6 separate regions of the Homo sapiens genome follow, and regions 1, 2, 4, 5 and 6 are each linked to region 3. The links are chromatin loops, found by intact Hi-C in ENCODE. Cell type or tissue: PC-3. All regions are shown on one strand. Region 1 overlaps GPR176 (G protein-coupled receptor 176). Region 2 overlaps EIF2AK4 (eukaryotic translation initiation factor 2 alpha kinase 4). Region 3 overlaps LOC105370941 (a long non-coding RNA gene). Region 4 holds the start of BUB1B-PAK6 (BUB1B-PAK6 readthrough). Region 5 overlaps BMF (Bcl2 modifying factor). Region 6 overlaps FSIP1 (fibrous sheath interacting protein 1).

What was found. Peaks named below come from ENCODE experiments on the same cell type or tissue, not always from the same donor. Only the 100,000 strongest peaks of a DNase experiment are listed, where the experiment ranks them.
Region 1: a loop joins it to region 3, with 13 times the contacts of the local background. A loop is called at or near these places in 66 of 110 quality-filtered maps.
Region 2: a loop joins it to region 3, with 3 times the contacts of the local background. A loop is called at or near these places in 43 of 110 quality-filtered maps.
Region 4: it touches region 3 in a loop (23-fold over the local background); 5 of 110 quality-filtered maps call a loop at or near these places.
Region 5: a loop joins it to region 3, with 8 times the contacts of the local background. A loop is called at or near these places in 22 of 110 quality-filtered maps.
Region 6: a loop joins it to region 3, with 8 times the contacts of the local background. A loop is called at or near these places in 3 of 110 quality-filtered maps.

The regions. Positions count from the first base shown.
Region 1 is chr15:39,872,905-39,877,904 of GRCh38, reverse strand. All of the region lies in intron 1 of GPR176 (G protein-coupled receptor 176), which reads left to right. Among named protein-coding and RNA genes, the nearest start is that of GPR176, 45 kb to the left of the region's middle. In PC-3, a CTCF peak has its summit at 2,751 (motif pointing right); a DNase peak (open chromatin) is centred at 34; H3K27ac peaks cover 329 bases.
Region 2 is chr15:40,028,432-40,033,431 of GRCh38, reverse strand. It overlaps EIF2AK4 (eukaryotic translation initiation factor 2 alpha kinase 4), which reads right to left. Exons shown (of 39, transcript NM_001013703.4): 34 at 3,968-4,026; 35 at 2,976-3,073; 36 at 1,195-1,263; 37 at 631-675. Among named protein-coding and RNA genes, the nearest start is that of SRP14, 8.2 kb to the left of the region's middle. In PC-3, a CTCF peak has its summit at 2,991 (motif pointing left); no DNase peak of the experiment used is centred here.
Region 3 is chr15:39,784,289-39,789,288 of GRCh38, reverse strand. It overlaps LOC105370941 (a long non-coding RNA gene), which reads right to left. Exons shown (of 1, transcript NR_135665.1): 1 at 3,672-5,000. Among named protein-coding and RNA genes, the nearest start is that of FSIP1, 3.9 kb to the right of the region's middle. In PC-3, a CTCF peak has its summit at 2,643 (motif pointing left); DNase peaks (open chromatin) are centred at 2,598, 3,938 and 4,958; H3K4me3 peaks cover 2,362 bases; H3K27ac peaks cover 1,923 bases.
Region 4 is chr15:40,215,295-40,220,294 of GRCh38, reverse strand. It overlaps BUB1B (BUB1 mitotic checkpoint serine/threonine kinase B), which reads right to left. Exons shown (of 23, transcript NM_001211.6): 21 at 2,628-2,799; 22 at 1,733-1,839. It overlaps BUB1B-PAK6 (BUB1B-PAK6 readthrough), which reads right to left and starts at 2,867. Exons shown (of 10, transcript NM_001128629.3): 1 at 2,628-2,867. All of the region lies in intron 1 of LOC107984763 (a long non-coding RNA gene), which reads left to right. In PC-3, CTCF peaks have their summits at 2,717 and 2,930 (motif pointing left); a DNase peak (open chromatin) is centred at 2,934.
Region 5 is chr15:40,102,628-40,107,627 of GRCh38, reverse strand. BMF (Bcl2 modifying factor) reads left to right here. Exons shown (of 5, transcript NM_001003940.2): 3 at 1,537-1,833; 4 at 3,288-3,448. The coding sequence starts at 1,542. Among named protein-coding and RNA genes, the nearest start is that of BMF, 3.8 kb to the left of the region's middle. RefSeq lists enhancers at 1-146, 1,717-1,766, 1,987-2,036, 3,261-3,826, 3,827-4,391 and silencers at 426-720, 2,536-2,728. In PC-3, CTCF peaks have their summits at 522 (motif pointing right), 2,455 and 2,655; DNase peaks (open chromatin) are centred at 647, 907, 2,657, 3,967 and 1 weaker place; H3K4me3 peaks cover 1,707 bases; H3K27ac peaks cover 4,252 bases.
Region 6 is chr15:39,683,448-39,688,447 of GRCh38, reverse strand. The region is part of intron 10 of FSIP1 (fibrous sheath interacting protein 1); the gene reads left to right. Among named protein-coding and RNA genes, the nearest start is that of FSIP1, 97 kb to the left of the region's middle. In PC-3, a CTCF peak has its summit at 2,240 (motif pointing left); a DNase peak (open chromatin) is centred at 2,217.

The sequences.
Region 1 (5,000 bases), 89 kb before region 3:
GTTGGGAAATACTGCATGAGTAATGGAAAGAGCATGGAGTTGGGGCAGGGTGCGGTGGCTCACTCCTGTAATCTCAGTGTTGTGGGAGGCCAAGGCGGGCAGATCACTTGAGGTCAGGAGTTTGAGACCAGCCTGGCTAATATTGTGAAACCCCATCTCTGCCAAAAAATACAAAAATTAGCCAGGTGTGGTGGCGTCTGCCTGTAGTCCTAGCTACTTGGGAGGCTGAAGCAGGAGAATTGCCTGCACCCGGGAGGTGCAGGTTGCAGTGACCTGAGATCCGTCATTGCACTCCAGCCTAGGCAACAGAGCAAGGCTCCAACTCAAAACAAACAAACAAAAAAAAAAAAAAAAGAAGAAGAAGAAGAAGAGCATGTGATTAGGAGCCAGGAGTCCTGGGCTTGATGCATCTGCGACCTAGTTCATAGGTGAATGCTAATTTAATACAAGGCAATAAAATGTTTAGAAAAATATTTGCTCACATTTGATGGAACATCTTTTGTGTTTGCCTACATTTGGATTTGGGGGAATTTGGGGTGAATATGACTATAAATGAGTGTGTTCAGGGATGTTCACTTAAACGTATCAGTGTGGCTGGGGTTGGGGGAGAGGAGAAACTTATTCTCCTCTTAGCTTTGTCCTCCATCTTGTTTTTGTGTTTTCTGGCAACAGTAACTTTGATAAAAGAGATCTTCCCAAGCCTGATGAGACAGCAAACTAGGGAATGAAAGAAGGGAGGATATAAATAGCACTGAGGACCAACATGGATTTTTTTAGGTGTTTCAGAGCTGCTAGACTCAATAATTGGGTTTTCTTATGAGACTTTTAATTGCTTTATTAAGAAAAATAGGATAAAATAAAATTGAACAAATTAGGCAGCCAAGCTCTGGAACTAGTAAAGAAGGCTCTATTTGTGAGTTGAAGAAGTAACCTTATTTTTTCCCCCTGATTCTAAGACTACTTTGAAGGAACAGAAGATAATGTAGATCACCTATTCTCTTTCATTCTCTCTCTCTCTCTGTCTCTGTCTCTGTCTCTCTTTCTCTCTCTCCCTCCCTCCCTCTCTCCCTCTCTCTCTCTCTCTTTTTGTAACAGGGTCTGGCTCTGGAGTACAGTGGTGGGATCTCAGCTCACTGCAACCTCAACCTCCTGGGCTCCAACCATCCTCCCACCTCCCAAGTGGCTGGGACTACACACCCAGCTAATTTTTGTATTTTTTTTTTATAGAGAGGGGGTTTTGCCATGTTCTCACTGTGAAAATTTACTACCAGAAAATAGGCTAAGAAAAATAATAGCTTTCATGAGATACTGGATAGGCCATTCCATAATAATAGCAATAGAAATTAAATTATAAACATTAACATAAACATCAACATCATTAACATTATATCCCTCACTGAAACAACTGGTAGAACACCACTTTGAGAATTGCAGCTCATACTGATCTTGTATGCAAGAAGATGAGAGAGAAGGTGTGTTTAAATCCAATTTTATTAGGCCTTAGTTCGCTGTGCACAAGAGGGTAGTAGCAATGGATTTAAGTTCAAAGGAAAAAGAGGTTCCTGAAATTCTCCCTGAAGTGTAGCATCTGCTATTTATTTCACATGTTTACTATCAATTTTGAATATATGTTAGTAGGACCATGAAAGAAGTTATATGTTTATGCAGCTGAAGCATTTATTTTTATTCTTCTGCTCAATTCTCTTCTTCTTCTTCTTTTTTTAAAAATATGTATTTCTTGAGTCAGGGTCTCACTCTGTCACCCAGGCTGGATCACCCAGGCTGGAGTGCAGTGGCAGGATCGTGGCTCACTGCAGTCTCAAACTCCTGGACTCTAGTGATCCTCCCACCTCAGCCTCCTGTATAGCTGGGACTACAGGTGTGTACCACCACACCCAGGTTAAATACATATATATATTTAAATTAAATATATACATATATGTAAATTAAATATATACATATATTTAAACTCATATATATATATGAGTTAAACATTGGGAGGAATAAAAATAGATTACAAAATATTGCAAAAAAGTACACACCAAATAAGTCAGATGATGACAGGTGGTGGTTTGTGTATGTGGAAGAAACTTCTTTGAGTTAAGCAAGATGATAAAGGGAGTATTTTAAATTTTTATCATACTTAATGATTTTAAAAACATTTTCACATATGTTATTCACTTTTCTCAACATACCCATTAGGTAAGGAGGCTCGGCACTAAAACCCCATTTCCTACATGAAGAAATTGCAAGTCAGGATTTGACCAAGCTCATGGAACTGAGTGGCAGATTGGATAAGAATCTGTTTGCTGACTCTTGATCCAGTGGGCTTCCTAATACTGCCGATTGTCTATGAATAGATAGCATTGAAAAGCTCAATATTTACAAATGAGTCAATTTTGCTTGTATGTGAGAACATATGCAGTTCTCCAGGAATGCTTTAAAGTGTCAGCTCCAAGAGTGATATGAAAATATTTGTCCATCTAGCATGGATTCTGCAAAGACAAGTATTTATCTGAAAACACCTTACCAAACAAATTATTTCTTTGTAGTCAAAGAAACAATAGAAATTCCAATTTGTATTGTCATGATAATCTAAGACATTTTTAGAAACGGTTGGTTTTTGCTTTTATCAGGCTCAAAAAGCGAGATAGTGGCTCCCATATTTAGGAATTTTGAAACTATTAATTTTGACAGGTAGAAACAAAGCCATTATTCCAAACAAAAGTGAGTGAACTCTGCCTGGCACCAACAGATGGCAGTATTGGTTGTGTACTGGGCTCCATGTTCTGTTGTTAGTCTATGGTAGACTCACGTTTGCTGGAATTGCAGTTAATTTTTTGTTTGTTTGTTTTTGTTTTTGAGATGGAGTTTCGCTCTTGTTGCCCAGGCTGGAGTGCAATGGCGCGATCTTGGCTCACCACAAACCACGCCTCCCAGGTTCAAGTGATCTCATGCCTCAGCCTCCCAAGTAGCTGGGATTACAGGCGTGCGCCATCATGCCCAGCTAATTTTGTATTTTTAGTAGAGACAGGGTTTCTTCATGTTGGTCAGGCTGGTCTTGAACTCCCGACCTCAGGTGATCCACCTGCCTTGGCCCCCCAAAGTGCTGGGATTACACACATGAGCCACCGCACCCAGCTGGAATTGCAGTTAATTTTTAAGCATTTTTGTGACATTATTAACCTCATGTAAGGTGTATGGAAAGCAATGATAATAAGAAACATTCTATTACTCCAAGTCTTATTGACTTTTAAGAAAGTAAAGATGATAAAAGGTGAAGCAACAATGATGACTTCCCTAAGTATGCAAGAGAAGAATCACTTGACACCAGATTGTTTCTGAATGACAAACTGCAGACCATGTAACACATGTAAACTACTGTTTCAATGCAGCTAACAATACATAGCAAGATGAAAGAAATGTGACTGAGGAGAAGGAAGAACTTTGGAATTTGTTATTGCATAAAGCTCTGTCAATATAAAAAAAAGATGCCAATTAGGCTAATATTTGGAGAAGATGAGAAGGTTTGGTCTGGTGAAAATGGATGGTATCACAGGCTTTATGACTGTTCCCATCAGCAGATCATCCATGTGAGATGTCATTGGTAAGCATCTGACATAACCCCTGAGGGGTTGTCAACTCTTGGGGAGTTACTATTGAGGGGAGTTACTTACCACACTACAGGTCAATTTTGGAAAAAGATGCCCAAATCTAAGGAAGATCAATGAAAAGAAGAGGAGGATGACTGGTGTTGAAACTCTGAAGTGTCACCCACCTGTTTGGTGGAAACTCATATAGAGACTGCAGACTTACGTAAGTCACTTGAGACTTACAGACATCTTCTCAATACCTAACCTTCGTGCAATACATTTTGAGTTCTTCATGTCATTAGGTTTTGGGGGAAGCATGGCTAGTTGATTTCATAGATTTCCTTTTTGCACAGTAATTTAAAAACCTGCCCTTGAAAATCTTTAATCAGAAACACTTAGCAGGGGCAAATTTTTATCAGCTTGAATTTCACCATCTGACTTTGTACTTTTCTGCTTGGTGATAAAGATGTAGTTAATGAATAGAATGGCCAAAAGGGGGACAAGAATAGAATAAGATGAAAGACAAATGACTGGTTGACAATCGTGGGGGCTGGCTTGTGGTGATGGTGAAGGTGCAGGGTGCCCATAGATAAGTGTCAGTGTCTCCCACTTGGTTGGTCTACTAGGAAGCTACTTCACCTTCTATTGAATATATATTAATAAGAAAAACTAGTCTCAAAAAAAAAAAAAGAAAAGAAAAACTAGCCCATGGCTGGTTAATTTCTCATAGAATGAGGTGCTAATGTATGAGCCTAGGTCACCCATGAAATTCACAGATTAGCTCTTCATTTGCTGCAGCCAGTGTTGTAGTTTTCGGTTCTATGCTGTCATCTTGGCCTGTGATATCCCTACCTGCGCACAGCTGGTATTTTTGGTTATATTTGATTTCTCTCTCTTCCTCTTTCTCATTCCCAAATTGATTCTGCCCCTGAAATGTTTCCCATTATCACTTGCCACTGCTGTAGTCCAGACCTTATTACCTGAGAAACAGTGTAGTAAAAATTTGGGCTTTGGAGTCAAACTTGACTTAAGAACCTGTTCCTTCCACCCACTAGCTTTATGACTTTGGGAGAGCTGCTTAACTTCTCTAAGCCTCTGTTTTCTCAGGCAGAAAATGTGGTTAGTTATAGTACCTACTTTGTGAGGTTGTCTTGAAGATCAGATAAGACAATACAAGTATAGTGCTTAATGTTTAATATATGTTAGCTATCAGCACCTGTATTTTTCGAATGGACTCTTCACTGTTTTTCATTTCTCTGATCTTTAGCTTCTTCAAGCCATTTCTCCTACTGTTACCAAAGTTATTTTCTTAAAGCACTGTTTGGATTCTATTACTCTCATGATTACACACACACACACACACACACACACACACACACACACACACACACACACACACAGATATTT
Region 2 (5,000 bases), 240 kb before region 3:
ATTTGATGATAAAGGGATGTACCTGTAAAAATATATATATATTTATAAAGGACCTAATTAATTTTTACAAAAGGATTTTGTTTTGTATAGTACTAATCTGCAAATGAGCTTCCCTAGCTGGAATGGAGGTTTGAGAGATAGTATAGTATAGTGGTTAAGAACACCGATTCTGCTAGTCTGCTTAGGTTCAAATCCTGGTTCTACTACTTACTAGCTGGGTGACTGTGGGTAAGATATTTAACCTCTCTACTTCCGTACTCTGTAAAGGGATAATAACAGTATCTACATTTTGGGGTGGTAATGATTAAATGAGTTACTACTTGTAAAATGCTTACAACAAGGCCTGCCAGACCCTGACACATAGTAAAAGCAGTATATGTGTTTTTTTGTTTTTGTTTTTTGTTTTTAATAAAATAAGTATCTGAAAAATAAAGTCACTAGAAAAGTATGAGTCCTTCAACATAGGATTTAGGAACATATATGTTACATAAAAGGAAAAATGTTACTAAATTCCTGCAGCTGCCAGAAAAATACTATCACTAATGAATGCCGTCTTCAGTATTTTGGCAAACTAATAGCAAAGATTTGGGATCTTAAAGGCCACAGTGCAGAAGAGTTCATATTGCTTACCTCTAATGATAAAAACTGTAATATTGTTTCTTTGGGTAGATCCACCTGTGAATACACACAAATGTACATCAACTCTCAGCAGCACAATACTGCCTTGTGACCATAGTGTCACGTGAAATGCAGCAGTATGAATAGGGTTTGCAGAGTCTGAGATGCTATTGTGCTGTAAAAGGGCTTAATGAACTGTGCAGTGATAAGATCTTAGCCCTGGAGAATTAATAAGCAGTGGAAACTGTACTCCCTGTCCCTCTACACCACACCCGAAAGGTCTGACGCTGCTACATGTATTCGGTGTAAGCTTAGCAAGGCAAAGGCCTGATATATGTAGGAAAATGACTTTTGTTTTCATTTTCCTCTATCTTAAAGAGGAACAAAGAGGAGAAACAAAAAACCTTAAATTCTCCCCCTAGTTCTTAATAGTTTTAAATTGCGTGTAGTTCACATCACAATAAGGCCTGCATCCAAATTCTGCTGACACTGAGCAAAAAAGCTCTGAACCCTGAGGCAACTACTTTGACAGTATGGACAGAAGCCACCTTCAAAATACTAAAGAAAGCCACTTACAGCCAGAATTTCAATTTCACTGCTTTTCTGATGTAAGTTGGCAAGGGAGGTCTGAAGTCGAGTTTGTACCTAAATAGTAAGAAAATGGAATTCAGAACATGTTAAACCAAGCCATCTTTCTTGCCATCTTATTTCCTATCCCAGGATACAATCACAGGGTTACATACCAAAGCCTAGAAAGGATTCCAAATGGTGTCTAAAGGTTTGCCCTTGGCTGGGTACGATGGCTCATGCCCGTAATCCCAGCACTTTGGGAGGCCAAGGCTGGGGGATCACCTGAGGTCAGGAGTTTGAGACCAGCTTGGCCAACATGGTGAAACCCCGTCTCTACTGAAAATAGAAAAATTAGCAGGGCATGGTGGCCGGCGCTTATAATACTAGCTATTCGGGAGGCTGAGGCAGGAGAATCGCTTGAACATGGGAGGCAGAGGTTGTGGTGAGCTGATGTTGCACCACTGCACTCCAGCCTGGGTGACAGAGTGAGACTCTGTCTCAAAAAAAAAAAAGAAGATTTGCTCTTAATCCACTCAGAAAGGGGTGTCTAGCAATATGATCTCAGGGGAAATGAGGTTTTTATAACTTATCTTGACCATTTGTTTAATAATCCTTGTCAATTATCTCTTCATAATTTTGAAATGATTCCTTATAAAGGCGTAGCGCAGTGAAACAGTGCACACAGAGACAGAGAGATGATAGTATGAAGCTAAATTGGGAAAAAGGGAGAGGTGGCAGCAATGAGGACATGGTGTGAGAACTGAAACTTGGTAGGTGATGAAGGCAGTAGGAAGACGGGAAAAATAGGTTTCCACCCAAATCCTGAGAAACAGCTAGAAGAGCTTACAAAAATAAAGTACCTGATTTTTGTATTTCAGTCTGATTACATTTCTAAAATTGACTGCTCTCTTTTAACACTCACTCTTTTGCATATGTCCACAGCATACTCTAACATTCATATTCTATAAATTTAACTCAGTGTTCTACTGTAGTTATTTTATTTTGAGACAAAGTCTTGCTCTGTTGCCCAGGCTGTAGTGTAGTGCCATGATCTTGGCTCACTGCAATCTCTGCCTCCCCAGTTCAAGCAATTCTCCTGTCTCAGCCTCCCGAGTGGCTGGGATTACAGGCGTTTGCCACCACGCTTGGCTAATTTTTGTATTTTTAGTAGAGACAGGGTTTCACCATGTTGGCCAGGGTGGTCTCGAACTCCTGACCTCAAGTGATCCGCCCTCCTCGGCCTCCCAAAGTGCTGGGATTACAGGCATAAGCCACCGCACCTGGCCTATATTTATTTGCTTTTATTATTCTCTATATAATGCATATGCTTCTAAGTTATAAACTCTTTTGAGGACTGGGGCCATGTTAATGTTTTCTACATTTTACACAGCCCTTAGCACACCAGTAGGCATATAGCAAATGCCGAAACCATGTATGGAATGAGAAGCCTGCCTTAAGTCTTGTCATCGGCCTCTTCTACTTTGCTATTTAGAGCACAAACAAACCTCAACTACCTTTAGAGCCAGATTAGATAGTTTTCATTTAGATGCAGTCACTCTGACAACAGCTGCCTTGAGGTGCCCACAGTGCACAATGGCCCCTCTCTGAAGGACAGATGGGAATCCTGGAGCCAGAAGCCACCCAGTTAGGCAAGTTGGAAGAAAAATTTTTTTCTTGGAAAAAATATTTCCAAGAAATTCCATGTTTATCTTATTTTCCTTTCCTGTTGTTGTTTTTCTCTTCTGTAACTCATATTAGAAAGCCAAAGAAACCCTGACCCAGTGTACCTGAGTTTCATAGCGCCTCCTAGTGCTGGCTGACAGCTTCTCCGGGGCTAGCACACTCACAATGGGAACCACTGTTGCTCCATGGATTTCAAACAAACCTGAGACCAAGAGAGTTTCAGAATTTATGGCCTTATCTGGTCCCACTTTCTACAACATACTACAGAGAGATGGCAGAGTTTATTAGTAGACATCCTGTCGTGATTCTAAGGGCTAGATCACGACTGGGCTGTGTTTTCTATCCCTACAACCATCTGCACCGGATAGGTGAGGAGCCCAGAACCCCAACACCCAGCAGTTTTGATGCTTCTCTCCTCAGGCAGGGGTTGGGGGGTGGTGGAAGGGGCAGGGAGGCAACAGGAGTCATCAAAACCTCAGGGGCCTAAGAAAATCAAGCTGAATATCACCAAACCTGCATACTTCTTTAAATTCCTGCAAGAATTGGAAATCTGATGGCAACACAAAGTTAGTGCTAACAGAAGAGAATGGGAAAGACTCAATTCTGTTAAAAGCCAAATATGTCTTCTCATGGCCTTAATTGGAACACTTCTTTAAAAAAGAAGTAAGGTTGCTAGAGGTGATGAAAGCAAAGGCATAACTATCACCACTGTGCCCTCTTGGCTTTCACGAAAACAAAATGTGTATAGTGTCCTTCTTCAAGGGATTTCAAAATACTTCCTTCAATCCTCTGTATGAGGAAAATCTCCAGGAAAATTATACACATTTCACTTGTACAATAAATTGAGTAAAAGGAAGATTAAATCACTTGTAAAAATAAGAGATAGAGTAGAAGAGTCAGCTAAATTCCAGTTGTTTTATCCTTTTCTAGGATGTGGATTTCAAAGCATAGGGATGCATCCCATGTGGTACAATTTATTGCGTATATGTTATTTTAAAAATAGATTTCCAGTGTCACAAGCAGTTAGCTACAGTAATAAGTGCTTAGAGCAAACATATAAGCATCATTATGTTCAGATTATAATTAGTAATTATACCTGAAGCATTAGAAAATGACCCCTTCAGATTTTGCACTGCAAGATTATCGGAAGCTTCTCTAAAAACAAGCAAACAAAAACAATTAAAGAACAGTCAATAAGGCACAAGCAACACATAACTTACAGTGAACTACATGTATAGTGAGCCACTTTTCCATTAAATATAAAAACATCTTCTTGGTTATTGGTGGAAAAACAAAAACAAAAAATTTGCATTTAGTTATGCTTTGGTCAAGAGCAAGTAAAAATTATAAAGGATGTCTTTTTAAGTTAACAAATGCCTAAGGAAAACATTCTGATTTATTCAGCTGGGCGTGAAATCCTGGATCCACACAATAAGCTGATTTCAATGAAATATAATGGGTGTTCTTTCCGCCCCCCTCATAATACAAGGAAACATGAATAACAGCAGCCCCACCTTCATTATGGCAGTAGCCTTGGCAACCACCCACAGGAGAACATTTGGTAAATAAAGATATTCTTTAAAAAGCCGTGAATGGATGTTCTTTCAAATGCTGTGAATTAATTTATAGCCTTTGAGAGAGACAACAGCACTCTATCTTGGGAAAACAGGGAAATAATCATTTGCTGGAGGAAAAACTTTGAACCTTTCCCTGCTAAAACTAAATCCCATGTAGCCTTTTAAGTGTCTTGGTAATGTTCCCCCATACTCACTACTTGGCTATTTCTTGGTTTCTCTTCTAAACCTCTGTCTTTGATTTAGATCTATAATTCCAATACTGGTGATTTCCAGAACATTATGTTCCCTCAGAAACACCTAATGGTGAATTTATTAAGGCTAGGTGCAAATAAGAAGGGGTGGGGGCATGAGAAGAACAGAGCAAGGTTTGTTTTCTGTAAGCCAGGATTTCCCAATCTTGGTACTACTGAAATTTTAGGCCAGAAAATTCTCTGTTGGGGGGTAGTAGTCCTGTACCCTTTAGGATGTTTTCACAGTATCCCTGGCCTCTCCTAGATACCAGTAAAACTCCCCAGTTGTGACAACCAAAAATGTCTCCATACATTGCCAGAT
Region 3 (5,000 bases):
TTTACTTCTTATTTCTTTATGTCTGAGATGTTAACTCTGAGAAAAATCATTTCCTTACCTTGCTGCTTAACACCCTAAATATTTGATTTGAATGTTTCTAATATGGCATCTTAATTATTTTAGCTTCCTTTATTTTTTGTTAAAATATGTACAAAGGTTTACATAATAATGAAGGCTTACATAACTATATACTAAAGCTTCATTTTAGTATTGTAGGAAAACGGCCTGTTGCATAGCAAGATGACCAATGTGTTCCTGTAGCATAGATAAACTCTCATAGAGATGCTTATCTAACCACCCCAGGGGTCATGAGTTTTGCAAGAAGGCCTGAGGCATGACTGGCTGCACATCTTTCCCTAAAATCTTGCTATATAAAAGATGCTTTCTGGAGGGCAGTTGCGGGGATCCACTGTCTCTCTGGCCGCCAGAGACATGGCTTCTGTTTGTAAGCCCTTATTGAATGTTTCTTTCTGAGAAACTGGACTTGTCAGCTTCTTTCATTGGCCTCTCAGCTTCCTTGGCCTTTGGGGGTAGGTTTGCATAGACCTGCTTACCTCAACCAAGTACACAGATCAGGAGATCCAATTTAAAACAACAAACTAACAAACCCCTATGGGATCAGAGAGACCAAGCTCAATACTGAAGTTAGGTTTTGGACTCAGAGACAAGCTTACCTGTAGGTTGAAAGCATGAAGCATGAAACCCAATGCATGGGCAATGTTCAGAATCTGTTGGTTTCAGCCCAGGATTGATAGTTGCAGTGCAATTTCAGCCATTATGCGCAAGCAGTGTCACATCCATTCAGCTGACAGGGGCGAGACACTAATCTCAGTGGGCATCCAGCAACTGAAACTGCAGCTGGCCTTGGGAAGTTTCTGCCAACTCTTTAAATCTTTACAGGTACAGAGTTGCTGCGGGTGACCAAACTTTGTAGCCAGTAAGATCATGAGAAAGTTAAGCAGTCTGTTACTTTGAGGGAATTTCCTTAGAAAAGAAGAGAAACCGATTTTTTTCTCCTTTCTGGTGAGAATGACTCACTTGGCAGAGCTGATTGCTTTAGGGCCCACTTGACATGACACCTTCCCCCTGCAAATGACTCTGGATATTATAACATACCTTCGTTTTCATTGATTTACTTTACTATCTTTAAAAACAACCCTCTAGGCCAGAAACATGTAGCTGCACTGCTATGTGTGTGTGTGTGTGTGTATGTGTGCACTGATTTTTACACAATTTCACAATGTCCTGGAAGTTTGTGGCCCCCTAGGTTGACATTCGGATCGCTCGAGCCAGTTGAATAGTTATATGACAATACATGATCTAACTTCTTTAACTGAAAACAAACCTAAAGTCATCACTGTTTTTGGACCAATAGGCATTGAGAAGTTGTAAGCTTGATCTTTTAAAAAATGGAGACATCCACTGACCAGCAGCTAATTCTGTGCAGCACTCCACAGCAGACAGGGAGAGGAGGGAAAGAGTTCTACAGGGAGAGCATTTTTCAGTCTCTAGCCTGCTGTTTACAAAGGAAGTGCTGGATGTCACTGTTCACAGCCTCCGTGTAGAACAGCTGCAGGGGGCTCCATGGTGCCTCCAGGAGCAATGTCCTCACCACTATTTACCCTCTAAAACATTAACTTGAAGTCAGTGGTTCATCTGTACCACAAGCACCAAGGGACTTGTTAAAAATGCAGATTCCTGGTCTGCATTCCAGACCCACTGAATCATGTAATAGGGACTAGAATCAATATTTTAAATAACACCTGAACTGATCCTTCTCAACAACAAAATCTGACAACCCATTTGAATCGGGTTTATTTCACAGCTTTTAAGTTCTAAAAAATGTACTAAAATAAGGTACTAAGCACATATGAAACATATACTTAACATGTATTTTACTTTCAATAATAATAGCATTAAGCCTGGGCAACATAGGGAGACCTCACCTCTACAAAAAAAAAAAAAAAAATTCAACCGGGCATGGTGTTGCATGCCTGTAGTCCCAGCTACTCATGAGGCTGAGGTGGGAGGTTGCTTGAACCTGGGAAGTTGAGGCTGCAGTGAGCCATGATCATTGTGCTACTGCACTCCAGCCTGGGTGAAAGAGCATGACTTTATCTCAAAAAAAAAAAAAAAAAAGAAAAAGAAAAAAGTGTTACCTGTTCCAGAATCTGATTGTTGTTTTTTTCAGGCTTTATTTACTTCCCTGTTCATGACCCTTGCTGGCATGGATGGCATTGTGGCCAAGCAGGATTGGGAGATGCTGGAGGGAGTACAGTTGGTATAAAAGGGGTACATGGAATAAAACATGTATTTCTTCTTAAGTCTACTGATTTAATGTAAATACAGATGTATGAGAATTTTCAGAGTCTCAAAGTCACCATGGTTTTTTGATATTATTTATAGGTACTAACATTTTAAAAAATGCAGTTTTTTTGAGATCAAATTTTCACTTTTCCTATTTGGGTGGCTATTTAAAGATGCATCCAGGCACAATTCAGACATACAAGATACTTCAGTTCAGTGGTTTCTTGAATTACACCTAAAATCCAAAGGAACGTGTTTCTGAAAGTGGCTGCCAATTTTTTTTTTTAAGAGGACAATCAGCACCATCTAGTGGACACAAATATCTCCTCTTCTAGAATTCGGACCCCTGAGGAGATGGAGGGCAGGCTTTGGAACCTAGGTTGGAATCCCGGTGCCAGTTAGTTCCCCAACGACCTTGGGACAATTACTTACCCTTTAGGTGCTCTGCTTCTCAACTCTAAATCCAGGTAATACTAGTGCCGACTCATAGAATGTTATGAATGAAGTGAAATGATGCTTGGAAGGCAAGTCTGAAACACTTTGTAAATGCAGTTTTTCAATAACACTAAGCATAGATTCACAGGACATGGGAACTATCCAGTGGTAAACACTATTATCTGCTCTCCAGTAGGAATGGCTATTATACACAAAATCCAGTGTGTAGAATCTACGATATGAGGCTTAATGAGATCCCTCTCCTACCATATTGTTACATTCGGTTGAAGTTTATGGTGAGGAAAGGGCAACCGGGGCAACAAGGCTGAAATGGTAGTTGGTGCCCAGATGGCAAACAATGCTCTTGCTCGCTTTCATTCATTCAAATCTGACTCCACTCGGAAGGAGGATGTCAAGAGTAGGGAGAGACTGCAAACAAAAACAAAAGCTAACTCCGAAACTAACACTGCCACTGCCATATGTCACCAACCTGGAATGAGACCAGGGAAATTTTAGCTTCAAATATCTTGACTCTAGAAGAAATTTTTATGAATGACTTTGAAGGGCACAACACTTTCCAGGATGTGTTTGCGATTTTTGAAAATGGAACTGCAGAAAACACAGTATAGACATTTGGTGCTCTCGGACTTATATCCCCGTGCTGTTTTGAGGGTGTCACCTGCAATAGCTGACACAGAAGTATCTGGGGAAATTAAAAACAAATACACAACAAATGCAATTTATTAAAGCTGGCCCTTAAGGCACACACAGCCTCTCGGCAGTTTACAAAATGGAAGCAGCAGGAGGTAAATAAACACGTGAGAGTGACACAGAGACAAAACAATTCAAAATGAGATAAATAGTTTTATGCAAATATAGTCAATAGGGACTTAGTCTGGAAAGGTTACAAACAGTGAAGAGACACAAAGTTTACGTGGAACCCGAATTTTATTTTCACTTGCTTTATATGCATCTTATGTTGCATTTTAAAAACAACAGTTAAAAAAATGAAAACAGCAGTAATCATAGGTCCGCTTTTTCTTAGTTCAGCCCCTTCCCCCCCCGAGAAATTGGGAAGGTATTGTTTTCTTAGTGGACACTATTAGTCACCAAATTAAAAACTGGAAAGAATGGCCTTCGTTTATGGTGTATGAGAACCGTGCAGGCACTTGGCAATGATCTCGTCTTGCCGCTAGGTAAACAGCGGTCGGTGGACGGGGAGCATTGGCATCATCTAGGAGCCTGTTAGTCTCAGGTCTCACCTGATACTGAATCAACATTTTTTTTTTTGAATCAGCATTTTTAACAAGATTCCTCGGTGATTTGTCTGCACATTAAAGTTGAGAAGGCCTAGATTCATTTGATCTCAGGTACACCCCTGGTTGTGTAGTTTATGAAGTCTCCCCAGGTGATTCTAATGCTCTGTGCAGTTAAGCACTGCAAAACTAGTCCAACTTCATTTTTCAAATGAAGAAACTGTGGCCCACAAAAGCTTATGTATTTACCTAAGATAACCTAGCTGTTTAATATCAAAATCCAAATAATGTCATCTCTCTTCTTCATAAAAAAATAAAGCAGGGTTGAGGGGACAGAGGGTAGGGAGTGTGGAGATGGGGATAATTATTTTATACAGGGTGGTTGGGAAAGGCCCTCCTGAGGAAGCGGACGCCTGAGGAAAGAGAGGAGCAAACCAGGTGGATAGCTGGGAAACTGTATTTCAGGCTGGTGTGTGTGTGTGTGTATTTGGACTGGAGGAACAACAAGTGTTTCCAAATTCCTGACAGATACTGATCTTTGGGATGCAGAAACAGGAAATCAGAATTACCAGCTGTTCTCAAAATCTTATTCTTAAAATATTCTCTACCTTCTTCATATTCTTTACTCATTATTACAAGTATCTGAAGCCTTTGTTTAAAAAATGAGAACTATTAAATTTAGAAGTGTTTACAAGAAGTGGGGTTTATAGCAAATATTCAAATGCTGGAAAACACAGAGAACATTATTGAGGAGTATTCAAATAATAGATCTCCTAGCAGGGTTAACTGTACTACCCAGAATCATGGGTTGGAAACTGTCAATTTAAGGATTTACTTTGAATCCAAAACCCGTTACTTTTTTGAACACTGCTCATAGAATTTGTATAAAGTATACAATGAGTATCAACCTATTTATATTTTATTTGCAAGAATGACTCACTGCCAGCGGCACACAGGGCCAGGAACATAGGCTTTCATGGCACCAACTACAAACAAGACTGA
Region 4 (5,000 bases), 430 kb before region 3:
ATAGCACTTTTCTTCTACAAATAGAAGAAAAAGGAATTTTATTTCCTCTAACTTTCCTAGAGTCTAGGTCATTAAAAAGGCTACAGCTCCTTTCTCCTACCCCAGTAGTGGATCTTCTTTACAATTCTCTGATAATCGTAAGCTTGACTAAACTAACTACTGCTTAATATGTTTGTACCTTTGCTTCTTATTATTTTCTTTTGATCAGAGAAACTTCCCTTATTAGATAAGGCAGGGCTGTTAGGAAACCCCAACTGACCCCACTTGTTTCTGCTTGTGTTAGCCAGACCTGCCTGGACCATAGCCAAGTGGACATGCCTATATCCATCCTATATGTCTTACATTGTATTTCAAGCCTATTTTTAAAAGTTCATGTAAGAGACAACACTGGCCAAGTTCTGAATTAAATGAAGAGAAAAGTACAATTCAATTATTCAAAGATGAAAATAGAGAAGGGGCATTAAATCTTCAACACTCATTTTTTTTTTTAACCAAAGAATATAACAATAGGTGACAGGCTGGGAACTTATTTGCTAAGATAAGCTAAAGTGGAACGTAGATACTTAGTTTTTTTTGAGACGGAGTCTCACTCTGTTGCCCTGGGTGGAGTGCAGTGGCGCGATCTCAGCTCACTGCAACCTCTGCCTCCCAGGTTCAAGTGATTCCCGTGCCTCAGCTTCCCAAGTAGCTAGGATTACAGGCATGTGCCACCACACCCAGCTAATTTTCTTGTATTTTGAGTAGAGACAAGGTTTCGCCATGTTGCCCAGGCTGCTCTCAAACTCCTGACCTCAGGTAATCTGCCTCGGCCTCCCAAAGTGCTGTGATTACAGGTGTGAGCCACCATGCCCGGCTGACTTAGTAAGTTTTATGAGCAGGCTTGAGGGAGTACTAAGGTTCTGAGACCAAGCAGTGCTTATTAAGAGACCACTTACTTCTTCTCCAGGAGAGTCAGTTATCTGGTTTGGTTCTATCCACTTATTAAATAAAAAATAGCCTAAAATTAGCATATAGTTTAGAAATGTAAGTCTTTTCAAAGGATGCTTATTAACTTTTGGTAATAATTGCTATTAAAAAGGAATTTAGGCCAGACACGGTGGCTCACACCTGTAATCCTAGCACTTTGGGAGGCCGAGGCGGGCGGATCACAAGGTCAGGAGTTCGAGATCAGCCTGGCCAACGTAGTGAAACCGCATCTCTACTAAAAATACAAAAATGAGCCAGGCATGGTGGCGCACGCCTGTAATCCCAGCTACTCAGGAGGCTGAAGCAGGAGAATCACTTGAACCTGGGAGGCAGAGGTTGCAGTGAGCCGAGATCATGCCACTGCACTCCAGCCTGGGCAACAGAGCGAGACTCCGTCTCAAAAAATAAATAAATAAAGAAAAAGGAATTTAAGGCTAACACCAATTAGTTAGAAAATTATTCTCATGAAATGCTTCTTTTCACATATCTAAACAGGGAAGCTTCCATACTATAGCTGTAGTCTGGAAGATACAGCTAGATTCAGAATGATGTCCTGAAGTCTGAATAGTTTTGAATCTTATTTTTAGTAAGCAGTTCCTTTTTCCTGCACTAGCTGCTCTGCTGATACTCTAATGAAAACTGGCTGAAACTACTGGAACCATGGCATTTGGATTAAAAAACTAAGGCTGCCAAAGCAGAGATAGCACCCAAGAGAAACAGAAAATTATTGGGACAGGCAGAGACCCTGACATTCATCAATACTTACTCAGAAATATTTTGGCTAAGTTTCCAGAAGGACCCATCCCAGAAGACCTGTAGGTGTTCCTTGAACAATAGTAAATGTGCTAAATCTGCTATACCAAACAGGTCTACCTGAAATCACAAAAAGCACCATCAGCTAAAATAATTCTCTGCCTCTACCATGGCAGCTTATTTCGGTAGGAAGTTGAAAGGTATTACAGTGCTTAACTAAGTTTATTTTATGACATACATTTTAGTAGACTGTTCCTCACCCTTACAGTAAAGGGAGAAGCTCTCCAAAGAAGTGATCAATAGAGCCAATTCTAGGAATTATCCTTAAGAACAAAAGATGAAATATTTGGACTATCACATTCAAATTTGTAGACCTACTGAGTTTGCATGAACTCCAGCTGTGATCTAAATGGGGTCCACATGATTAGTTCAGGTTTGTGCTACATATTCAATCAGCAAATGTCTTATGTCTAAAGCTGAGTTAGAAGGAATTTCTGCATATAATGCCACCATACAAAAGACTTTACATTTGTGCTAATGTTCTTTTTATATACATTACTTCATTTACTCCTCATAACAATTCTGATAAACACATAGCAGAGACTGTTATCCCTATTTTACAGAGAAGATCACAGAAAATGACTTATAAAAGATTACATGGGTGGTAGGCAGTAGGAGTGGCCCTGGCACTCGGTTACAGAGTTAGTCATGTGTTTGCACATGTATGTGTATATTCTTCAATGCTGTAACACAAAAATGTTACATTTTACTTGACTTGGTGATATTTGAAAACTAGGTCATCTATTCTAGGAGTCGGTATCAGTAAACAGTAGCTTTTATAGCTTATCTAGATAATAAAGAGATTAAGAAACCCTCTCCATATTTGCTCAGGCTTGTTTTACACTTACCTGGTAGGGAGAAGAACAGTTAGCCAGGATCTTTTGTCCTTCCAGGATCTGTACAGTCCGAAAGCCGCTGAGGGTAAAAACATCCAGCTGCACCCTAAGGTCAACACTGTAGGAAAAGTCCACTATCTTCAAAGCTTGATTGTTCTTGTTACAATCATAGGGATCGTGGATTCTGAGCCCAGATTTAAGAGAAGGAGATAATAAAAATAGGCCATGAAAGAAGCTGCATAGCTGGTCTTTAAAAAAAAAAGGTACCTTGGGTACATCTTAGCTATGCCAACAACTCCCTCCAGTGGTTAATTTTGAAAATGCACCTGTAAGACAGAGCAGTGGCAGTGTCCACCCAATGCGGAAGGAATGTCACCACTTTGGTGACACAAAGTATATTTCAATCACGGTGCATGGCCACCATTAAACATTTATCAAGCTTCCATATTATATAAAGTAAGTATGGAAGCAGAGCACAGGCTTCTTCCCTGTACTGTACACATTAACACATACAATTGCAATGATTTATACACTGACAGGAATTATGATGGAGGAAATTAAAATTTTATAGGTGTCATAGCCTTTCTTGTTTACTATTCCAGATAGGCTTTCCAAGTATTGTTTAGATTCTTCCTTCCAGAGTTTAATGGAAAACAATGCAAGTCTGTTTTATAAAGTCCTATCTGTATTGTAAAATTTCTTGTAAAACACCATATTTTATCTTACTCTTACTTGTAATTCCAGTTATTTACTAAAAAAATCTTTATAATACTAATTAATTATCAATTAATTTTGTTTTCCTTGGGTTTATCTATCCTATGCAATAATGCTATTCTCCAAGGGGACATAGGAACTGTTTATAAATGAAAAGAGTGGGTTTTCATGTGTTCCTTTTGTCTGTTTTTCTCAATTAATTCCCTCAAACTCCTGATATTGGTGCAATATTCCTAAATACAGTCTTTAACTACTCCAATTACATACCTCCACGGCACAGAATGATCTATGTATTTTACTTTAAAATTGATAATTGCTCTCATTTTTCCTTGGCACAAGAGCCAACCTTTTTTGGCCACCATAAAACTATACTATAATTAAAAAAAAAAAAAAATATATATATATATATATATATATAGTATATATATAGTTATAGGGATCGTGGATTCTGATATATATAAAATATACATATGTATTTTATATATATATGTAAAGTGTGTGCATGTGTGTGTTTTGTTTGGTTTCTTAGACAAGGTCTACACTCTTGTCACTGAGGCTGGAGTACAGTGGTGCGATCTCAGCTCAGTGCAGTCTCTGCCTCCTAGGTTCAAGCGATCCTCCCATCTCAGCCTCCCGAGTAGCTGGGACTACTGGTGTGTGCCACCATGCCTGGCTAATTTCTTAATTTTTTGTAGAGATGAGGTCTCATTATATTGCCCAGACTGGTCTTGAACTCCTAGGCTCAAGTGATCCTCTGCCTTGGTCTCCCAAAGTGCTGGGATTACAGATGTGAGTCACCATGCCCAGTGTAATTGTAAAATATTTATATAACTTTGGAGGCATAGGGAAAAAATGTCTCATAGATTAATAAAAAGAAGCATGCATGAAGGTGTCCTAGCCCTCTAATCAGCTACTCACTCACTGTTACTTTGGGTAGGACATTCCATTTTTTTGGATCTCATTTTCCTCACAAAAAATATGCAGAAACTAAAGTAAGCAACTAAACTAAGCAATTTCAAAAGGTTCTTTCTGGCTTTTATTTTATTTTTGTAGAGACAGGGTCTTGCTATGTTGACCAGGCTGGTCTTGAACTCCTGGCCTCAAGAGATCCTCCTGCCTCTGCCTCCCAAAGTGCTGGGATTGCAGATGTGAACCACTGCATCCAGCCCTTTCTGGCTTTTGTTGTTGTTTTGTTTTGAGATGGAGTCTCGCTCTGTCACCCAGGCTGGAGTGCAGTGGCATGATCTTGGCTCACTGCAAGCTCTGCCTCCCGGGTTCACGCCATTCTCCTGCCTCAGCCTCCTGAGTAGCTGGGACTACAGGCACCTGCCACCACGGCTGGCTATCTTGTTGTATTTTTAGTAGAGACAGGGTTTCACTGTGTTAGCCAGGATGGTCTTGATCTCCTGACCTCGTGATCCGCCCGCCTCGGCCTCCCAAAATGCTGGGATTACAGGCGTGAGCTACTGCGCCCGGCCTCTGGCTTTTTTTTTGAGACAGAATTTTGCTCTTGTTGCCCAGACTGGAGTACAATGGTGCGATCTCAGTTCACCACAACCTCTGCCTCCTGAGTTCAAGCAATTCTCCTTCCTCAGCCTCCCAAGTAGCTGGGATTACAGGCATGCACCACCATACCTGGCTAATTTTGTATTTTTAGTAGGATGGGGTTTC
Region 5 (5,000 bases), 320 kb before region 3:
TTGTTTCCTGTTGTTAATAAGCTGGAGTGCACCACCTCACCCCCCTCCCCATACACACACACACACACACACACACACACACACACACACACACTTGGGAAACACGGTCCAAAGAACACCACGTGGCTGCTTGCCATCCTAGCAGGCATCTCCTCATTCTCCAGGGAAGAGGGCACAGACAGGACCATAGACAGCTCAGGGACAGGGATGGGATGGGACGAAGGCAGGGCCCAAGCAAGCAGCTCACAGCTTGTGTTTGGCAAAGGCAGCATTCTGAATTGAACTGAGATTCTTTTAGCTACTTCACCAATCCATAGACCATTTGGCTTGTTCTTCAAAGGCAAGAGACTAGGGGACAGAACCCCCAGGAATCTCTAATTGAGTCTGACAAGAATGAAATTCATCTCTTTTTATCCTTAGCTGTTCAGGTGGTTGCTGCTTCTGGCTGCTGCAGGGGCCCTAAGCAGTTCCTGGTATGTGTAGGGAGCTGGGTTGGAAGCTTAAGATGCTGAGTAGCTCCAAGCTCAGACTTTCAAGAGCCATCAGGTGGAGCAAGAGGAACTTCTTTATCACCAAGAAACTCATATCAATAACTTCAGCAGTATAGGCAGTGAGTGAGGTCACAGGGAGAGGGCTGAATTTCACTTCCTTCTGTAAGACCAGTTGTACCAGTCTCAGGTTCAGAGCTGGCAGGAGCGGGAGGCTGTGGAATCAGGGATTTGAAGTCGTGGAGACTAGTGAGGAGACTTAGTTGGGAGAGGCTGGACCTACCCTCTAGGCCAAACTTTGGTGGGCAGACAGCTCAACTCTGCTCAAAGAGAGCCGAGACGGCAGCTGCAATGACTAGCTTGGGTCTTTATCCCCTCTCCCAGGACACATTCTTACCACACTGCAGAGCCTGTTTGTTGTGTTGTGCAAGCAAGGGGTGGAGATTAGAGTAGATGGGCAGCAGGGCGGGGCTTAGAGGTTTGGAGGGAACCTGGCTGTCCTAGGATTGCTGGCTTTTGTTTTTGCTGCTGAGCCTGGAGCTCAGCTCAGACTGAGATAAGAATTTCCTTGGGACAATGACTCTGTATGTGTGTGTGTGTGTGTGTGTGTGTGTGTGTGTGTTGTGAGCACTGTATGTATAGCCAGTCACAGCACCCTTGACAGCAACTTACAGAGGCTAGTCTTGTTTATATTTTCCCAGGTACCCTGCATGCATATAGCTGCTGATTCTACTCCTGCTATTGCTCACAACCCTCAGAGTCAAACTTTGTGACCGGCCTAGGTCAGAAAACGTGATCAAGAAAAAGGGTGGTTCCAGGCGGGCCCAGGGAAGAGGTGTGGAGAGCCCCTGAACATTCAGGCAGTCCACATTTGGGGAGTGAATGTCACCCTTAGCAGTGCTTTATTACCAGGGTTGTATGTCATCAGTATGTGGTCCGGCCAGCTCAAATAAGAAGGGGGAGTATGGTAGGAAGAAGGGAAGGGGAGTCCTTCCAGGTATGGCCCTGGTGGGGCAGCAGCCCAGATGCCTGCGTTGCCCCCTCACAGGAGAGATGGAGCCATCTCAGTGTGTGGAGGAGCTGGAGGATGATGTGTTCCAACCAGAGGATGGGGAGCCGGTGACCCAACCCGGGAGCTTGCTCTCTGCTGACCTGTTTGCCCAGAGCCTACTGGACTGCCCCCTCAGCCGACTTCAGCTCTTCCCTCTCACCCACTGCTGTGGCCCTGGCCTTCGACCCACCAGCCAGGAAGACAAAGCTACCCAGACTCTCAGCCCAGCCTCCCCCAGCCAAGGTGTCATGCTGCCTTGTGGGGTGACTGAGGAACCCCAGCGACTCTTTTATGGTGAGTGCTCTCAGCCTCAAGACTCCTCCCATAGAGACTGGGGGAAAAGAGGGGACTTTCCCTCCCCAAACCTGCCCTTTGCTGTTTCCTTCCCCCAAAGTGATCAGCGGGGCTGTTGATTCCTTGACTTCCACCTGCTGCCTCTCGGCTTGTTATTGCTCCTCACCTGTGCCTCAGACCCCCCAAAGGGCAAATTGTCCCCTCCTGGAGGGATCCTTGGGTCCATGGTATCTCCTTTTACATCTTGTGCCCCTTGAGTGGCCTGGCCTTTAGTGTCCTAGCAGTGACTTGCCTACTATAAAGTGGCTCCTGTTGCCCTGGAGAAGTCTGGGGGATCTGTGACTGGCTGTTGACAATGAAGGGAAAAACCCAGCCGGTTCTGGGAGGGAGGGTTCCCAAAGGCAGAAGGTGGCCCCCAGTTGCCACATGGGACTTTCTGTGTGTGAAAGGGGAACTGGAGAAAGAGGTTGGGCCTGCCTGGGCCCAATGCCAGGAGAGGGGATGCTTCCAAGGCTAAGACAAGACCCCTTCATTTGTGGGCTTAAATAGTTTGTTTTATGAGAAATATGCCCTCCTCTGGCAAAAGGGCAGGGTTAGACAGTCTGTTTTCTTCTATTAGCACTGCAGCTTATGGAGGGAGGGTAAAGGCTAGGAGCGTGGCTTACTGTGTCTGACGAGCTGATTGAGGAGACACTGCAGTTACTCCCAGAGGGAACTGCCCCTTAGGGCAGTTCTGGCAAAGCAGTTCTGGCGGGAGTCTGAGAAGTTGGATAAGGCGGGCAGGCGGGGAAGAGGGAAAGGAGCGAGGAGCCCGGCGGACTGGCGCCCCTAGCGGTGGTTCTAACGCGTGCACTGGGTAAGTGTGGAGCGCTGGTCTAGAGGTCTTGCCTGGGGCTGTCTCCGGAGAGCAACTTGGCAGCTCTGTGCGTCTCAGTTTTCTCTCCCTCTTTTTGTGCTGCTGCCCAGGAGCTTCGGGAGACCAGCCTTACTCTACTGCACTAAAAAAGTGAAGACACTTTTTGATTTTTTCTTGCTCTGCCTCTTACTTTGCTCAACCCAGAAACTGGAGAGCTACCTCCAGTGCTTTTCCAGAGAAGAGCTTCAACCTGCTACTACGTGAATAACCAACTGTGGTTAAGGGTAGCTTGATAAATAAGGACGGAAGGCTGGCATGTTCGCCTGCACACGTTACCACCTGCCCTTTGTCATGGCACTGTCAGTGAATGGAGAAGCGAAGAGAAGGCTGGGGCCATTCTTTCTGTTCTGCAACTTTTATGCACTTGGGCAGCAGGCTGTCCAAGCTTGGCAGAGTGCTCCAATAGAGGCAGGCTGGCTCCTATCCTTTCTCATATGAGGATTTACCCTCAGCCTCCAATCTTGGCCAGGTCAGGCAGGCGTAGGGAGGTTGGAGCAGTTGTGGAGAATGCTGAGATGTGGATCCTCTATCTTTGCAGGCAATGCTGGCTATCGGCTTCCTCTCCCTGCCAGTTTCCCAGCAGTCTTGCCCATTGGGGAGCAGCCCCCCGAAGGGCAGTGGCAACATCAAGCAGAGGTACAGATTGCCCGAAAGCTTCAGTGCATTGCAGACCAGTTCCACCGGCTTCATGTGCAGCAAGTAGGCACGGGGGTTTAGGGGAGGAGGGTTGAGTCTGCTGGGGCTTGGGGGCCAGGGCCTGCCTCTCTCCTCTTGTCAGCAACTCTGTCTCTGCCAGACCTCAAGGATATTGTCCCAGAGTTTTGGTTATGGCGGTTCCCATGGGCAGGAGGGGCCTAACTGGCTAAGCATCTTGCCCTCATCTCTGAGCTCCACATTGGTTAACTGCCCAGTCTCAATTCATGTTCCATAAGAGCCCTCTCGGGAGAGGCTACAGTCTGGGAATAGGATGGCTTTCTGCAGCTCTGCTTGACAACCTGTCTCTTCTTATGGCCGTGGCTGAGGGGTTGCCCCTCACGGACCTAAGAGGAAGATTTTCCGGGTGCTGCAATGAAACTGGGCAGTTGGGGGGTGCCTGGCTAAGGTACAGTGGGAAACGGGTAACCAGGCCAAGGGATGGGGCCTGAGTTGGGGAAAGTGGTGGAACCGGTTGAAACCTGACACTTTCCAGCTGGGGAGGCCGCTCCTCACTGTCTCTGTCTGGGAACCAGGGTCTGGGACTCCGGAGAGTGTACCTCGGAGAGGCTCCCCAGACCGGCGGCCAGCCGGGCGCTCAGCCGGGCGCTTGGCCGGCAGCCTGGCACCAGCCCCGCCAGGGCGGGGCATCACGTGTCAGCCGAGCATGTGGCAGAGTCCATCAACAAAGGCGGCGGCTGGCAGGCTCGTGCTGGAGGAGCCCTCTGTGCCATGGCCTGGAGGCTGCCTTCCCTGTTCCAGCAGCCGCTGTCTGGGCTGGGTCCCCAGGCACTTAACCCTTCCTCTTCGGGCTGGCTTTCTGGATGGCTGCCAAGGCTGGGAGAGGAGCCTGAGGCTGCATCCGTGCTGGTACAGCCACAGCTGAAGCACAGGCATGCCACCTGGAAGCGAACACATTCTGTACTTCTGGGACTGTGTCCCCAGCCCAGCTGGCTCTGAATGTGTGTTTGTGTGTCTGACTGCGAGGAAATCAAGGGAATAAATAGCTTGACCATGACTGGGCAGACTCCGAGGTTAGAAGGGTAGCTTCAGGTGGTCGGAGGAGAGCTATTGGTAGGTTGACTTAAGGGTCAAACCATTACCAGTGCCAGGGGAAGAGGAATTGACCTTGGCTTTCCTAAGAACAGGACATTGCGGGTTACATATGGTTAGTGCCCTCTGCCAAGGAGTTCTAAGGACAGTTTGGGGCCAGGTCTGGGCCTGGTAAGTCCTCCCAGTCCCTTAGTGATCAGGAAGGGAGGGTGGCCCTATGCTTAGATAATAGATCTAAGCTCCAGTTCTTACTCTCTCCTTTGATTATTTGGTGGAAACTTGGCTTCGAGTTTCCCCTTCAGTCCATGTGTGGACTCACTCTGATTCTTGTTTTCAGTTTCTTGGCCTCCTTCCTGCCCATTCACTCCACCGTGGTTGTACAGGCCTACGGCTGAGCCCAGCTCACAGCTTCCAGTCCTGGTACTGGAGAGGATGGGAGGACACAGTGGCTGTGGCTCTTTTAGACTCATCTAGCGGGCTCCGTGGAAGGCAGCTTGCTTCATTT
Region 6 (5,000 bases), 100 kb after region 3:
AGAAATTACATGAGATATTCAACACTTGATTATAAAATAGGCTTTGTGTTAGATGACTTTTCCCAACTGTAGGCTAATATAAGTGTTCTGAGCATGTTTAAGGTAGGCTGGACTAAACTATGATGTTCAGTAGGTTAGGTGTATTAAGTAAATGGATTTTTGGCTTACTGTATTTTCAACTTACAATGGGTTTATCAGGATGTAAGCCCATTGTAAGTTGAGGAGCATCTGTATTCTGATCATTGTCATCTCCCTGAAGTTGTGGTTTCTTTTAGGTGTGTATTTTGTGAATGCATACGATTGCATCGACTGGTCTGATTTTGTCAGCAGTGACTAGTCTGTCTACTTCTACTTTGTATTCAGAGAGATTACCTATAAGCAGAGTTGGTAGCTTCCTACCAATATAGTTCCATGGATGCTTGGCAGGCCCCTTAGCCTAATAATATGCCTCTCTTCTGATTCCTAGTGCTTGAAGTTCTTTGGCTTGGTTTGGTTCCAAATTTTGGGAGTTAGAGATTCCTTTAAGAATCTCATTAAGGCTGTGAACCTCTTTCCTGGAAAAATGCTCATATAGATGTACATAAAAATGTGTTCTTGAACTCTAAAATTAAGAACTCCTGTGTTAGGTAGAGGTAAAGTCTTTCCACAGTTAGAGAAGAGGCTTAAAATGTAAATCAGGCAAGGCAAGAGGATACATTCATTAAACAAGCATTGATTAAGGGCTTAATGTTTACAAACACCATGGGTAGGTTTTGGGCATACAGATTAAGACCTGGTCTTCTTTCTTGACAAACTTTTAGCTTGGTAGAGGAGGCCCTCATGTAGACAGAGAGTTACAATGTGAGGTATTCAGGCCTGAAAAAGAGGTGGATACAAAGTGCCAGGGAACCAGATGGGAGGTAGGGACCAACTCTGCAAGTGACTGGCTCATGTTTACCTTAGAATAGAAATGGCTGATTCTAGACGCTTGCCTCAGTCAGTTTAGAAAGGTGAAAGCTGGGTGCGGTGGCTCACGCCTGTAATCCCAAGACTTTGGGAGGCCAAGGCGGGTGGATCACCTGAGGGCAGGAGTTTGAGACCAGCCTGGCCAACATGGTGAAACCCCATTTCTACTAAAAATACAAAATTAGCTGGGTGTGGTGGCACATGCCTGTAATCTTAGCTACTTGGGAGGCTGAAGCAGGAGAATTGCTTGAACCCAGGAGGCAGAGGTTGCACTGAGCCAAGATCACGCTATTGCACTCCCACTCCAGCCTGGGCAACAAGAGCAAAACTCTGTCTCAAAAAAAAAAAAAAAAAAAAAAAAAAAAGGAAAAGAAAAGAAAGAAAGAAAGGTGAAAGGGCATTGGGTGTCAAAAGCAGGAGTGTTATTGAGTAAGAGGCTGCAAAGCAGGGAAGGACACAGATTGGAGAGAAAAGGAGAGATTGAGATTGCCAAGGAGAAACCTCACATTTAAAAGGTTTACTTGGGACCCAGCCATTTGTAGCTACCTGAAACTGGGATGATATTTTGCAAATAGATACAGACAAGTAGGCAGAACTGTCTGCCCCATTCTCCTGCCAACAACAAACAAAACATAAAACATAATTCCAAATAAGGGAAATGCCCATTACTCAGACTTTCCCTTTGAATCTAATAATGTCACCCAAGTCTTGAGGAATTTGCTAATTGTTTGTAGATCCTACAAGGTCATAATCTAGACCTGTTTTAAAAAATCTTTTAAAACTTCAATATATTTATTTGAAAGGGATGAAGAAATGATATACATTCTACCCAGTCTGCAGGATTACTTGACACTTGCCGTCATAGGCTGGGACTCAAGAAGTATTAGAGGCCACCATTTGTTTTTTCAGTTAGTCACAGCCTTTGCTCACAGGGCTTTTGAAATTATTTTAATTCAGTTACACATATAGTTGAAGCTACAAATTTATCTCAGTTCTACATTGTAATACTGGAACAATGCATTGCCAAGGGGCGATAAAGTCAGAATACCAATTTATATTGACAGTTTGGTGAGATATTCTTCTGTGATTATACACCAAAGCCTTAGATGTAGAAATTAATGGGAAAAGTTTTTAATTGAAAATGTATTTTCTCATTTTTTAAATTTATTTTTTGTTAAAGTGAGGCACCTGGGTTTGAATTTTATACTGCTAATACTTTGGGAAGGCCATAGTGGAGGTGGAAATATGGTTTTGAGATGAAGCAGTGTGAAGGTGCCACCTAGTGGTCACATAATCACGTCTGTGTTCTCTTTCTTGCCAGTGGAAATTGGGTACCCGTGGTGGGTTTCCTAGAGAATCCCCTTATAGGTGGTGAATTCGGTTAGCCTATTGCTGTCCTTGATAGGATAAAGTTTTTACTTTTACTTTGTGGTCACTGAAATTATCATCCTCCAAATTTGTTATTTGAAATTAGTTTTGTTAACTGGACAGCTCTTGTTACCCTTTTTGCTAATATTTTTAGCTAATTATGTCAGCAAAAACTTGGGTTAAATGTTAAAATTATAGTGTAATCATAGTTTCCCATTCCATTGGAATGGTCTGACATGTAATGTACAGAGAGCATGCAGAATGTCTGGAGTGTATCGTGGGACACAGCTAAAGCCTGGGTGATGGCCAGCTGCTGTGAGGTTTCATTAAAGGCCTTTCTTGTTGTTTTGGGATTAATCTCTCTTTAGTAGAATGCTGTAGAAGAAAAAAGATCAATAGAAAAACTCATCTTTTGTATAAAAATTTTTTTTTCAGATGAGATGTGTTCAGTAAGCACATACCTCATTAGAGAGATGGCAATGGATGGCTGACTACAGTCATTTCTTTTCTTTACCCTTAAACTACATGTAACCCAGAATTGAAACATATACTTGTATTGAGGTTTTCCAAAACAATTAGTGATAGAGATCTTAAGAAGGACCAGAATTCCTGGAGGGTGTTGTATGTTTTGTTTTCTCAGTGCAAGACATCTTTGAGGTTTCCTTTGCCATCAAAGGCTTTCTATGTGTGTTTGTTGGGGATGGCGGGGGGATTTATAGGAAAGGACTTTCACTGAGATATAAAATAATTTTCCCCAGGAGGATTTTTACTTTGCTAGTCTTGTTTTGGTATCTATTTTGGGCAATATTTACATTAAAAACTTAACATCTGGTAAGTACTAACATTTTATCTTTATCACACATGAACAATTTTTTTTTGTCATGGAAATCCTCATGGTGGAATTAACTAAAACATTATAGAAAGTTCAGGAGGGCTCTTCAGAACAACACAAACTTTAACTAAAAACTTTCCCTAAAGATGCTCTTGGAATTTGCAAATGCAGCCCAGATAGCACACCAGTCATTTAGATTTTAAAGTATGTGCTGCATACCCAACCTTGTCCTAGGTGGACATTGCTGAGAAAAATACACAAAAATAGTGTGATTTGTAGGAGTCTGGGTTCTCAAGGTCCTCAGAAGAGGCAGTACTGAGGCAAGTACGGAGCCAGATTGCCTGTGTTTGAGTCCCTGCTCTGCCCTGGACTAGCTGTGTGACCTTGGAGAAGTTACTTGACCCTCTATGCCCCAGTTTCTTCATCTGGGAGAGGGGATACTAATAACTTGCTTTGCAGGGTTGAGTGGAAAGCACTTAGAACAGTGTCAGGATATATGGCAGGAACTCCATCAATACAAGTCAGCTATTTCCATCCTCACCACATGGTAAAGCCCAGGCACCACACACAGGAGGACAGTTTAACACTGTATTTGATTAAGAAATGTTAAGGCCACTTACTAGAGGAGTTCATAAAAGAGAAAGCAGTGTAGGCTGGGGTATTTAGGAAAAGACATTCTATTTTAGGATTTGACATTCTAAAATAAAATTTATTTTTAAAGCAGCTTTCTCTATTTGGTTTTCAATTAAGGAGATCAATTCATTAGGATTCTTGGTGCTATTTCCTTCTATAGGGTTAAGGAAAAAGAGTAAGATTTCCCTTGGTGCGTCATTCACTTTTTATTCATTGAGCAGCTATTTATGGACTATGTGCTCTATGCCAAGCATTGAGTTTGAGTGAGCGAATGAGACAGGCAGGAATCACAGCTGTAGTGTCTGTTCTCCAGCCTTTTAATAATGTTCCGCATGTGCCTCAGTGACCTTTCCAGATTCCTTATATTTGGTTTATTTTAAATTTTATTTTTAAAAATTGTTTATGATGAAAAATTTCAGACACACATGTGTCTGTTCCTTTGCCAATACCACACTGTCTTTATTGCTGTTGCTTTATATTAAATTTTAAAATCAGCTTATATGATTTTTCCAATCTTATTTTTCCTTTATCAAAATTGTTTTGGTTATTCCAGTTCTTCTGTCTTTTCATATAAATTTTAGAATCAGCTTGTCTGTACCTACAGAAAATCATGCTGGGATTTTTATTGGGATTGCATAAATTTATAGATAAGTTTGGTGAGAACAGATGGCTTTATTATGCCGAATTGTCCAATTCATCAACATGGTATGCCTCTGTATTTATTTAGTCTTCTTTCATTTCTTTCAGCAGCATTTTGTCATCTTCAGCATGTAGATCCTGTATGTGCTTTTTGAGACCTGTACTTAAGTATAAATTGTAACACTGTAAGTGGTATTTTTTCTTGGTTTCTAATATGTGTGTTTTTTCTTTTGGTTTCTATGTATACAAGAAGTGTATATATAGAAAAATGGTTAATTTTTGTGTTGAACTTTATCCTGTGAACTTGCTAAAATGACTTATTAGTTCTAGAAATTATTTTCCCCTTGATTCCTTGGGATTTTCTCCATAGCCAGTCATGTTGTCTGTGAATAGGAACAACTTAATTTATTTCAAATCTGCATGCCTTTTATTTCTTTTCCTTGAGTTTTTTTCTTGCATTGGCTAGAACTTCTAGTACAATGTCAAGTAGGTGTGGTGGGAGTGGACATTTTTGCCTTGTTTCTGGTCTTAGGGGGAAAGCATTCAATCTTTCACCATTAAGTATTATGTTAGACGTAGGTGT